Linked DNA regions of Homo sapiens: all the other regions are linked to region 1. Evidence: chromatin loops called from intact Hi-C (ENCODE). Cell type or tissue: CD14-positive monocyte. All regions are shown on one strand. Region 1 has its middle 57 kb from the start of LINC01991. Region 2 has its middle 28 kb from the start of BCL6. Region 3 overlaps LOC105374264 (a long non-coding RNA gene).

Evidence for each region. Peaks named below come from ENCODE experiments on the same cell type or tissue, not always from the same donor. Only the 100,000 strongest peaks of a DNase experiment are listed, where the experiment ranks them.
Region 2: it touches region 1 in a loop (3-fold over the local background); 12 of 110 quality-filtered maps call a loop at or near these places.
Region 3: it touches region 1 in a loop (2.2-fold over the local background); 4 of 110 quality-filtered maps call a loop at or near these places.

The regions. Positions count from the first base shown.
Region 1 is chr3:187,917,493-187,921,492 of GRCh38, forward strand. No RefSeq gene overlaps it. Among named protein-coding and RNA genes, the nearest start is that of LINC01991, 57 kb to the right of the region's middle. RefSeq lists an enhancer at 1,766-1,945. In CD14-positive monocyte, no CTCF peak of the experiment used is centred here; DNase peaks (open chromatin) are centred at 1,729, 2,349 and 2,819; H3K4me3 peaks cover 1,799 bases; H3K27ac peaks cover 2,924 bases.
Region 2 is chr3:187,771,889-187,775,888 of GRCh38, forward strand. No RefSeq gene overlaps it. Among named protein-coding and RNA genes, the nearest start is that of BCL6, 28 kb to the left of the region's middle. In CD14-positive monocyte, no CTCF peak of the experiment used is centred here; DNase peaks (open chromatin) are centred at 1,523 and 2,463; H3K4me3 peaks cover 2,560 bases; H3K27ac peaks cover 2,542 bases.
Region 3 is chr3:187,855,210-187,859,209 of GRCh38, forward strand. All of the region lies in intron 2 of LOC105374264 (a long non-coding RNA gene), which reads right to left. Among named protein-coding and RNA genes, the nearest start is that of BCL6, 110 kb to the left of the region's middle. In CD14-positive monocyte, no CTCF peak of the experiment used is centred here; a DNase peak (open chromatin) is centred at 1,512; H3K27ac peaks cover 439 bases.

The DNA of each region.
Region 1 (4,000 bases):
TTTTCTTTCTCTCTCTCTCTCTGTTTTTTTGTTTTCGTTTTTTTTTTTTTTTTTTTTTTTTTTTTTTTTTTTTTTTAAGGCAGCCTGCTCCTTATATTAATCATCTTGCTGTTTGTTTAGTTCTGGGAAGGCAAGCACTGATTCACAAAGGAAAATCTCGCCTAGTGGTCAGATTGAATAGTATCTTTGCTACATTTCGGTTTGAAGATACCACCCAATTTATTTTTGATATTTCTTATATAAGGTTGCACATGATACATTTCTTGTGGAGTTTAGGGCTAGAAAGGGCTGGGTCCCCCTTGATCCATAGCTATTCTTCCTTTACTAGAGGAAGAGGGCTGTGAAATGCAATGCATGTTCCTTTCTTGTCTAAGCTGCTGGGAAGCTCAAAATCACATCATATGCTTGATTAAAATTATTCTTATTCTGTGTTTTTTTCTTCGAGCTGTCCTTTCATGACAAGGTCTTAATCTTTCATCTGTGTTTTAATGATCCTGTAATTTCTGTGACTAACAGTATATGTTACTTCAAATCCTTTTTTAAAGTAAGTGGCATGCAAATAAATCAATAATGCGGACAACTATGTTTTATAAAAACTTTGCAGATAAGAAAATCGGAAAGATTAAACCTTATTCTATGATGAAGTCTGAAATTTCATTTCTAACACAAATTAATCATTAATATTTAAAAGCTTATACATAGTAATAGCTATGAACCTTTGCATATCCCTTACCATTTATAAGGCAAACGCTTTCACATATGTGATCTCATTTTGTAATTAGCATTCACACTTTACAGATGAGGAAAGTGAGGCTTAGTGAGATTAAGTTAGTAAACTCAGATCTTCTGACCCTAGGCCAAGTCTCGAGTTGTTCTCCCCACCCCGCCCCCAACATCACTTTGCCTCTCATTGTCTTCTCATTTAAATCAGCATTCTTCTCACTACCTCTAGACAAACGCTTTGTTTTTTTAATGTGTCCATCAGAATTAAGCAAAAAAGCCATTTCAAGTGTTTATTTCTCTTACTGGGAGGGTATGCAAAAAGTTTGGAAACCACTGATTTAAGGTCTAAAGGGTCAAGCTTGAAGCTTGGAGTGGTCACTTCTAGAAGATCTGAACTCCCTGTCATCCTGGGGTTCCCTGTGTCAGTTTAATGGGGCAGGGGGAGACATCCAGTCTCTAACATACTTTTCTTTTCTAAATAAATGTAATGCCTAAGTGACACACAGATACCTGTAATACCTGTTGACACCAAATCAACAGATTGCTGGGAGAGTCAAGGAGAAGAAAGTTTCGTTACTCCCTAGGGCTTGTTGGTGAGAAAACACATGTGAGTCTTTAAATTGAAAGTGTCAGAGACGTGTTGTTCCACCAAGGGAGGAGTGGGGGGCAGTTGGCCAGCTTACTTTAACACGACTCTGAAGATAAGTGCTTGGTAAGCACTGTATTTGTATTTTTGCTTTTTGCCACTTCAGGCAACCTACCTACTGCCAATTACAAGTTGAAAAGCTTTGGAGATAGTTTGTATAGAAGGTCCTCTGCCTACAGAAACTTCTGGGAGGCTGAGTACCCTAAAAGAGATGTGCATCCGATGAGGTTGTGTCTGATTCTCCTCCAGGTTTGGACAGACCCAATTCTAGTTTCCCATTAGGGCCCAGATCCTGCCCACAGTCTGGGGGCTAGAGAGGCTAATCTCAAAGGGCTAGAAATGAGTCAGTTTCCACGCTCAACATCAGGCGTGTGGCTTCCTGAAGCACAGACGAGGAAGCGTTGAATTTCAAAGAGCAAATTTTTTTTTTCTTTGCATACCATATCCGGAACTGAAACCACCAATTCATTTCACTTAAGATTTTGCACTATACTCAGATCATCAATAACATCCCAGAGATAAGATACCAAGATTTTCTCAATGCAGACATTCTGTCTTCCTCTCTTTCTGTCTTTTGGTGATGACTGTTATTGAATTCTTCTTCTTTTTCTTCTTCTTTTTGAGTCCTAACAACACAAAATTCGGAAGCCTTTGTTTTTTTCATAGGTGTCTGTGAGTACTAGAAGTCAAATGTCCAAAAATCTGCTGAGACTTTCACCTTGCTCATAACTTTCTGCTTTCCCTTGCTAGTCAGGTGTGTGTAAGATCACAGATCCAGCATTCCACTCAAGGGGGTAACTAGATTTGCTGAGGGCTCGCTGAGGTAACCAGTCACCTCACTAAACAGTGAAAGTGGTTGAAAGATGGAGTCTGTGGCAGATTCATGCAAACTACCCTCACAATGAGAAAAGCAATGGAAAATACTCACATCCTCCTGATGCTGCTGTAACATCAATATGTTAGGAGGAAGGAAGATTCCTACATATCACAGTGCAATTTATAAACCACTTTCACATTCGTTCTGTCTTGATTCTTACCGGAACTTTTGAGATCAGCCACACAAGCATTATTCTTCCCATTTTAGAGATGGGGGCACACAACACTAACAAAAGTAGAAAGATGGACCTAAGCAGTGACAGTGACAGAGCCAGAGGCCTCCGATTAGACCCCAGCTTTATTGATTCTAAGTCCAGTATTCTTGTAACTGCTGTCTAACCTTATGTATAATATAATATTACATCATAATCCATGACCTAATGTTACACAGTCATTTGTTGACATTTTAAAATTTCAAGTTCTTGCAGGTCAGAGTTAATGGTTGTTGGTCATTACTTTGGTATAACCCTTGCAGGCCTCTGCTTAGTTTATTCAAAAAGTGGGGGAATGGCATTAAATTCTGTGTTGCTTTCAGTTCTAACATTTTGTGAGTCTATGTGTCATCCTTGGAATTGCCCAAAAGTGTTACCACAGTGTTCACCACGGAGCATCAGTTCCCAGGATGACAGTAGTTTTAGGTAAAAATTGACACCACCATCAAATAAGTTTTTAAAAAGAAGGATTGGCCAGGTGCGGTGGGTCATGCCTGTAATCCCAGCACTTTGGGAGGCAGAGGCAGGTGGATCACGAGGTCAAGAAATCGAGAGCATCCTGGCCAACATGGTGAAACCCCCGTCTCTACTAAAAATACAAAAAAATTAGCTGGGTGTGGTGGGGCACACCTATAGTCCCAGCTACTCGGGAGGCTGAGGCATGAGAATTGCTTGAACCTGGGAAGCGGAGGTTGCAGTTAGCCAAGATCATGCCACTGCACTCCAGCCTGGTGACAGAGCGAGACTCCGTCTCAAAAAAAAAAAAAAAAAAAAAAGCAGGATTATTCCAAATGAAACAGGTTGCTTTGCTACAGCCCTTCTCAGAGCCTTTGAATGTAAATCTACAGGGAGGAAATATGGATACACAACATTCCTCTTTACTTGGCCCTAGAACACGGATCTTATGAGATTAGTACTCCATGGAGTTCATTTTAATAAACAGTGGACATTCTCTAATGATCCCATTGGTCTCTCAAAGCAGCAGCACACATTTCAAGAGAAATTTTGCACCATTCCAGCACCACAAACCCCACGCCACACCGTGCCAATGCCGCACACACCAAGTCATGCGGTGTAGTCCTCCAACCCAGGGCCACCTGAAGTTGAGCAATTCCAGCTGCACAATCTGGATCACATCACTTCAGCCACAGAAGCTTTTGTGTTTAAAAAAAATCCCCACAATCTGTCTGAAAGCAAGGACTTCCACATGTTGCCTGAATACAGGACTAGAGACAGCGCCTTTCATTGCCTTGGAAGTTTATTGCCCTTTCATTTCCCTGAGTGCAGAATCCCATCATTCTCCCGATTATGAGAGGAGAGAAGAGAGGCTGCCCAAGGTTTTTGCATCCTGCCTCTTGTCATTCTGTCTCCCCTGGCTTTTCTAGTATCTTTCCTCTTTAGAGAAAGGAATTCTAGACTCTCAGACTCTTAGGAGTGTGGAAAACCAAAGGGGAGATTTCTCCAATCTGCAGCCACTCTTAACTTGACTCTTCCCCTTTGGCCTCCCTTCCAGAGCCTCTGTTGAACAGCTTCTGTGGGGCGG
Region 2 (4,000 bases), 150 kb before region 1:
CTCAAATAAATAAATAAATAAATATAAAAGAAGACAAATATTCAAACTAGAAATTATTTGTTAATACTTATTGTTAATTTACTTCTTAATCTGCCTTGCATTTTTTTTTTCTCTGTAGAAAACTCAAAATAATGTATTATAGGCACTTGTAATTATAAAGTTAATTATGGGAGAGAGACAAGGTAGATAGGAATTGGAGAATATCAGGCCTGGAAGTGTCAAAGGCAGTATCGTCCAACTCATCATTTAATAAATGGGAACATTAAAGAGCACAAAGTCAAATTGTTGTCCAAGACCACAAAGAGCCTGGAGAGAACCAGGACTCCACGCCCCTTGGCTGAGTGTTCCTTCTTCGCCGTACTTCCATCTCTCTAGAGTCACACCTATGGTTGATTTTATGATGCTGATAATGATCAAGAGGAGGAAAGAGGAGAGAAATGGTCCCATAATTTTGGCCTTATTTGCAGGAATTGGAAAATTTCTCCCACAGCCAGACACACTCAATTGGTTAGTTTTCTTCAAAACCCTGCCCACAGCAGCATTCTGATCAACATCCATCACTTTCCTTCCCAGGATTCCAGAGGAGATCCAGGTGGTGATCAAAGAGGAGACCCTGTTGGCAAAGCTCCCTTCTGGCACTGATGAACTGGATGTAAGGTCTATCTCTTGTCCCTCTGAATGATAACAAAAATATGCTTACCTAAAGTTGCTCCCTGGATCTCAACAGAAACTTCATAACTGGTCATTGCTTCCAGAAAACCTTCCTACCATTCAGGCTTACACATAGCTGGCCACTCAGCTAAGACAAGTAATGGGCTGAGAAAAATCAAATAAAAGTGTGTGGTTTTGATATATGCATTTTATTACTGGCATTAGTCAAGTAATCATGGGCCAGTGAATTTTCAAAGCAGCCTTTTAATACTCAAGCACAGTGCAGAGTAAGAAGGATGAGAATATGACCTTTTCAAAGCCCCATTTTTCTTAGGCCTTTTAGTAACTCCATGGCCCCAACTCTGGAATCTGAAGACTTAATCTTAAAAGATTATGTGGGAAGAGGCAGCAAGGTGTAGATAAAAACATGCTGAGCCTAAAGTCGAAAAACTGGAGACTATATTTTGATGGTAAATATCAGATGTATGACCCTGGCAAGGCATTTGACTTTCTGGCCCTGGTTTCCTCCATGAAAAACTGGGATAATATTCATATTTGTCATTTGTAACTACTACTGTGTTGTTCAAAGATAAACAGAAAGGGTATAAGATATTCGAATATTATTATTTTCATTAATTATAATTATAGTATTAGTGCTCAATTGCATTAGGCTTCTCCTTAAAACAAAATTGCTTGTATGTCTGAATGGATCAGGAAAAGAAGATGGGAGGGGCAAAAAAAGGAAAGTCACTCTTTTCCTGGAAAGCGTTGTTGTTTAATTCTTTTCTTGGAGTAAAAAATCCCAGCCACGCCGTAGGGAACAGAACATAGGCTTCTCTTTGATGTCACCCCTCACCCAATAGTATCACTTCCCTTTTTTCACCAACCGCTTCAAAGATCTTACGTCTGGGCTTCTGTAGTGACCACGCCAAACATTTAAATCCCCCACTTAAACAAGTACCAGAGACGAAACAACCAAAAGAAAGACAAAGCAAGAGGAGAGAGGGTAGAAAGAGAACAATACAATCGTGTTCTTTGAAAGGATGATGGTTAATAAGACTTACTTTAGTTTAGAGCCAAATAGTTTTCTTCCAACAGAGACGGTCATAGCAAACCCAGACAGGAGCGGGCAGGAGCAGAGACGTGAGCCCTGCTCTCTAACTAGTGGTATTATCACCCATTTGTGGCTCCTGAGAGAGAACAGCGGGGCAAGCCAGGCCTTAGCACTGTGCCTTGCATTAATTAACAAGCACGGACCTGGCCTTTCAGGTACACCAGGGATGGGCCTCTCTCCCTCGTCTTAGGTTCTGCCGGAAGCCAGGGTGAGTCCTGTACAGATTCTGAACCCTTCTTTATGTGCACAGACCCAACTCTCACGCCTACCGATGTTGGTCTGTGCTACTCCTTCATCCAGGCAGCAAATCAGCACGGACCCAGGGTAAGTCATAGAAATCAGGAAAATGAGGTAGTTACAGAGCCTGCTAAGGAGCCCAAGAAGTGAGAGTTAGGGCAGAAAGCCTCTTCAGTCACTCCTTCACCAGGCCATTCTTTTATTCCTGAGTCACCCTCCACACCCCAGCGTTCAAACTGAGACCCATCACTCTTACCAGGTATGGACAGATGCTGCAAATGCTGCCTTTTGTACGACTATGGCAATTTGACACGATGTTCTTCCTGTTGTGTTTGAAATCTCCCCATGCACTTCCTTTCAAGTGGTTATTTCTTAGCTGGATCGAGGAAAGACCAGCCTTGCATAAGACAAAGCCAGTGATCATTAGCCAGCATGGAGCCGTGAGCAGTGCATGCGTAGTTATACTAATTGGTTGATTGATGCAGGTTCTGTTGGAAAATACTGCATTTTAAGGAAGTGCAACCTTTTAACTTCTGACATGGAGTAGGCAGCATGCCAAGAGAAGGACTGGACTAGTCATAGAACAATCCGTTGAGCCGTGGGCACTGAATTGAGCACAAAATAAGCAGGGTTCACAGATTCGCAGAGGACCCAAGGAGAAGAGAGCCAGCAGGTAATTGTCAGGTACCACAGCAAATACCAGTAAGGTGATCTTGGCCCCTCCTGTTTGCCAGGTCCAGGTTTGGGCATGTCAGTTACCTCTATTACACATTTTTTTCCCCAGTGCTGCCATCTATATTTAATTAAATTGCATTATGCAGAACCCCATGGCTCAGAATCCTGGAATATTAGTGTCTTTAGTATTAAAAGACTCAATTAGCCCATGTGCACAGCGGGCTTCTCTCTCTTCCCCAAAAGGGTAGGACAACTTGTTGTTTTTGTTGTTTTTTAATATATCCAAAAATAAAACTCATTACTCACATTCCCAGAGTGGGCCTGGTAAGAGTAAATGGAACCAAAGAATCATAAAATTTTTGGATTACTCCATATCTGAATCTCCAACATATAATGCCCCTACCAAAGTGTCTATCCAGATTTTTCTTAGGTATCTCAGGGCAAGGAACTCTCCACCTTCCAAGGTGGCTCATACCATGGTTGATCACATTTAGAAGTTGAAGAGTTTAAATTTGGACTTATTTATTTGTTCAATTATAGGAAGAAATTTACCACAGCAAATTAGCACTTACCAATGATATCTGGGGGCTATGGGCATGGCTACTGACCTCAATGGATGCAAATAGGATCTATGACCACAGAATATACCCCCACTCTCAACTTATATGTAAGTCTTTGGTCAGCAAAATGGATAGACAAAATTATATGCCGCACACAGTACACATCTATTGACAGGACTAGAGGAATATTTATAAATCATAGATTTAGGTATTGATGATAAAGGCTTATATGGGAATCTTCCCTTGGTCACAGAGAAGGGAGCTAGATCTGGTCTACTTTGATTTTGGCTTCTAGGGGATCATGTGAAAACCAGGTCAATATCACATTCTTGGAAATGAGATGGACAGTTATTATGTCCTAGCTCCTTAGTCATTTTTACAGGTTTTTCCTCTTCTCTTTTGTCTTGAACCCATGCCCTAGGTCAGAAAATCATAGAATTAAATTCCTAATACAGTTTTGGAACTGAAATTTTCCCAGAAGAAATCTTATCTGATTTTCTTATCCCGAAACTAGAAAATTGAGGCCTGGAAAAAGTAGGCAGCTAGCCCAAGTTCACAGAGCTCTTTTGAGATGAAGCCAGAACTAAAATAAGTCTCCCAGCACCTAGTGGAGTGCTTTACTCTTTATTATCAATGATAATATGTTGAGTATGTACAGGGTGTGATGGTTTCTCTAATGTGCTTTGGAGCAGGAACTATAGAAAGTTTTGTGGAACAGAGAAATGAGCCAACCCTGTAGTCTCCCCAGGTGGCAACCTTGTGG
Region 3 (4,000 bases), 62 kb before region 1:
TCTGACTGCCGCTGCCCTGGAGTGACCACTCCAACATCTGCCTCCAGGAACAGAGGGGTGAGCCAGGGCTCCTGGAAAACTTGACTCTGGCAACACATGATGTTGAAGTGTTGAAACATGCCACTTTGATGTGGCATTAGCTCATGATACTCCTTTATTTCCTTAATTTAGAAGAAAAGCACAGCTGCTAGAATTTTTAATATAATAAGTACAGTGGTGCACTGAATGTTTTCAGGAATTTTTCTACAGAAGCATTGCACCCAATTGTGCAACTTTTACAAAATATATTCATGCAAATCTATTTTTCTCTATTATGCAAAGAGCTTCCCTTCTTTTAAACTGTTTTCTAACCTTTCAACCGCTATTGAATCCAGAAACCAAAGTACCCTGTCTACTTGAAACAATTCTGAAACGAGATAGGGGTTAAATAAATCAGCAAATACGTAAACTAAATTGCTCTATTTGTGAAATGAGGATTCTAAGAAATCTATTTGCTACCTTTCTGCCTGCTTGGCATGGGAGTATTATTTGATCCCTTGTTTTGAACCTACTGAAATGACATCATCAGGTAAGTGCAAAACATTATTATCATCAACTGGTCCATAACATGTTTCATAGGTAAATATCCGGTCTTTGGATGCTTTTCAGGCTTGGGTTGTTAGTGGGTGCCAGTGGCTTATCAGAAAAACTATGGAAAGGATTCTTTCACTGGGAAAAAGAGTGGATTAGAAGCGCCTAAGGTACCTTCAAACCTATTATTCTAATCGATGTCTAAGCTATTGTTGAGACAACTTCTGTTGTAGGTGGAAAAAAGAGTGCTAGTGAAGGCTTTTGCTCTTTGAATGATAATGCAAAACACAACTTATCTGATCACACAAATGATCAAAATTTCAGAGTTGTATTATGTTATTTTCTGTGTAACACTAAAAATTCTCTATCTTATGGTAGACAGCGTGGTGACGGTAGGACCAATCAAGGGCCATAATAATTTTTTTTCTTTACCAGTCTCAATGCCCAATTCATTTATTATATATCACGCTGATTAGGTCTGGAAACTGTTTTTATTAATCATCTTTACCTACCTGCAGAACTTTCCATGTAGTGTTTGCCCAGTGGGTCCTAAGAGTGCCCAGATCTTGATCCTTTCAGCCTCCTGAACCATCAATCAGCAGGAACAGAACAGCCAGGGTTCTGGACTATTCGCATCCAGTAGCAAGTAGCCTTATGTGTCTATTCCAGGGCAACAAATAATACCTCGATTTCTTTGTCTGCCAAGTTATAGAAGGGATTGGAAGGTAATAAACTTCATTGCGAATTATAGGTCTTTCAAAATGGAAAGTTGAAAGACCTATATGGAGTCAGTTGAAACTGGCCCCTTTTTGTTTTCTTCAAGTTTTTTTTTTTTTTAAGCCGCATTATGTGGAAACCTGTCCCTTTCATGTGAACTGTCCCTTTCATGTGACCATGAATTGGTCATCGCTGCCTCACTCCATTTCCCAATCTGGAAAGGAGTGGCTACAATTTAGAAGACAGTTAAAATGTCAAGAGCTCCCTCACATAAGATGGGCAAAAGATTCTCACCAGCTCACTTCCCTCTGCTACCCTAAGATAGGCCCTACCTCACATCCTATTCATTCAGCTCAGATACAATTTCCTCCAATAAGCCTTCTCTGACTCTTCACATTCTGTCACTCAAGCTGGAAATAATCTCCCCATTCTCTGAATCCCATAGCTCTTATTCTGTCCTTTTCTTACAACACTGAGCAATTTTTGAAGGCTGGTCAGTCATATGATAATAACTTTACTGGAATGGAAACTTTTGGGGGGTAATGTCCCTGTCTTTTTTCAATATTCCTTAAAACACTGCTGACAGGACTTGAATTACACATGAGAGTCACTTAATGAGATAAATGAAAGACAAATTAGCTTGACACTTCTGTTTGCTTTGTGGCCACAAAGCACTTATAGCTGATTAATTTGGAAATGTGAACTCCTTAGGAAATATTTTTTGGGATATTTTCTTGGGTGTTTTCAAAAAATTCTGAAAACATATGGCAGAATATTTTTTAATTTTAATAATATGATTTAAAGAAACCCAAAACACATGGAAAGCATTAAACTTTGCTGTTAAACAGTAAAGTACAAAAGAAAACAAATTTGAAACACTTACATATTAAAGTAGAAAAATCTTTGAGCAAACAGTGAATGCTTGAAAGATGTTTTTTTTTTGTTTTTTGAAAATAGAATACAAGAGTCATAAAGATGCCTAGACATAATTTCCCAGCCATGTCACTGTTAGGAATTTTGGAATTTATGCAAAGGTAATAACTCAATAACAGCAAAAAGCAAAATGTACAAAGATGTTCATGACACTACAATAGCAAAAAAGCAAGCAAATAAACAAAAAGTTAAAGACAACTCCAAGGTCTCAAGTAAGGGAATGGCATTATTAATTATAAAACAGCATCAAAAATTATATTAGCTAGTCATGAAAATGCAAACTTTAAAAGGAAAATGCTTATTATGTAATGTTAAGTGAAAAAAATTCAGGCCATAAAATGAAATATACATTATGCATGCATGATGAAAAGACAAGAAATAGATAAGAATGTGCAAAAATACAAATAGTTGGATATGGTGTGGGATTCTGGCTTGTTTTCTGTTTTAAAGACATTACATCATCTTTTCAATGACAAACTACATTTTAAGTAATTGAAAACAAAGTCTCATTAGCCTTGTCCTTGTATAAATTCCCAGAGAACACATTATTCTTATTCATTTCCACCTCTGCTACTTGTCTTTGATTTGGACCAGCTCCATTCTATTTTCCCACTTCTCAGTCATCTAACAAGACTAGAAAAAGACCCCCATCAAACAAAGAAGCAAAATGCACCAAGTTTAGCAGAAGCTGTGAATCCAAATCAGCGAACATTGGCTGACTGGATCTAATACCTTGACCCCAACATTGAAAAGGCAGACCCAGATTCTTCAATGACCACAAGAGGCCTTGGTTTAAGAAGCCTGCCAACGAAGCACAATGTTCCCATCCTCAGAAATAGACCCCGGCGGAGCTTCCAGGGGCCCATAAAAGTCTGCACTCTTGGAAGAATGTGACAACTCTGGCAACAAATACAGATTCGTCATTCTCTATATTAAGGGAATGTTCAGTTGCATCAGGCTTTTTTAACAGGGCCAACACTTAGTGCAATTTTGAGGTTGGCAAAGTGAATTTTCACCTACCCCAAGGCTTCTTTCCCTGCCTCCAGATGATCAATAAAATCACCTCATGTTACAGTTTCAAAGTCCTTTCACATCCAATTTCTCATCTGAATCTTTCATCAGCCCAATGAGGTGGGTGTTATTATTCACTTGACTTTTCAGAAGAGAATATTGAGGCTTAGGGAAGTGAAGCGACTTGTCTAAAGCCACCCAGCAAGTCTGGGACTGAATGAGACACAAGCCCCATCCTAACTTCTGGTCAGTTCTCCTTCCATTTACCCTAGGCACTCATCCCTCTTCCAGTTCATAAGGAGAGCTGACCCAGTGCACCTGCTGACAGCGGCACTCAGCGTGCTGCCATCCCAGGGATACCTATGTTTTAAAGGAAGGCAGATGGGGAAAGACAGCATGTAGCCTGTAAGAAGGAAAAGTCAAGTGGAATTCCAAAGAAGATGCTGAAATAGCTGACTTAGCAGCTCTAGGGAACTATAGAGAAAAACACTGAGAGGTAGAGAGAGCTATGAGGAACCCCTGGGGAGACAGAAACTCTTTTTAACTGTCAAGTATGTGTATCTGGAAAGGTCTTAGCCTAAAGCAAAAGGTATCCAGGCTGCTGTAGAAGGATGAAATAAAAGCTGTTGCTTCTTAGACTTCATTTCTCCTCCCTCTCACTCTCACTGTTTTGGGACAGACACGGCACGAGCTTAGAACTCTTGAACAAGTGCTCCTGGGATGTAAAACTAGGGTAGTGTGGAAGCCCTGTGCCTGGGTGGGAGTGAGA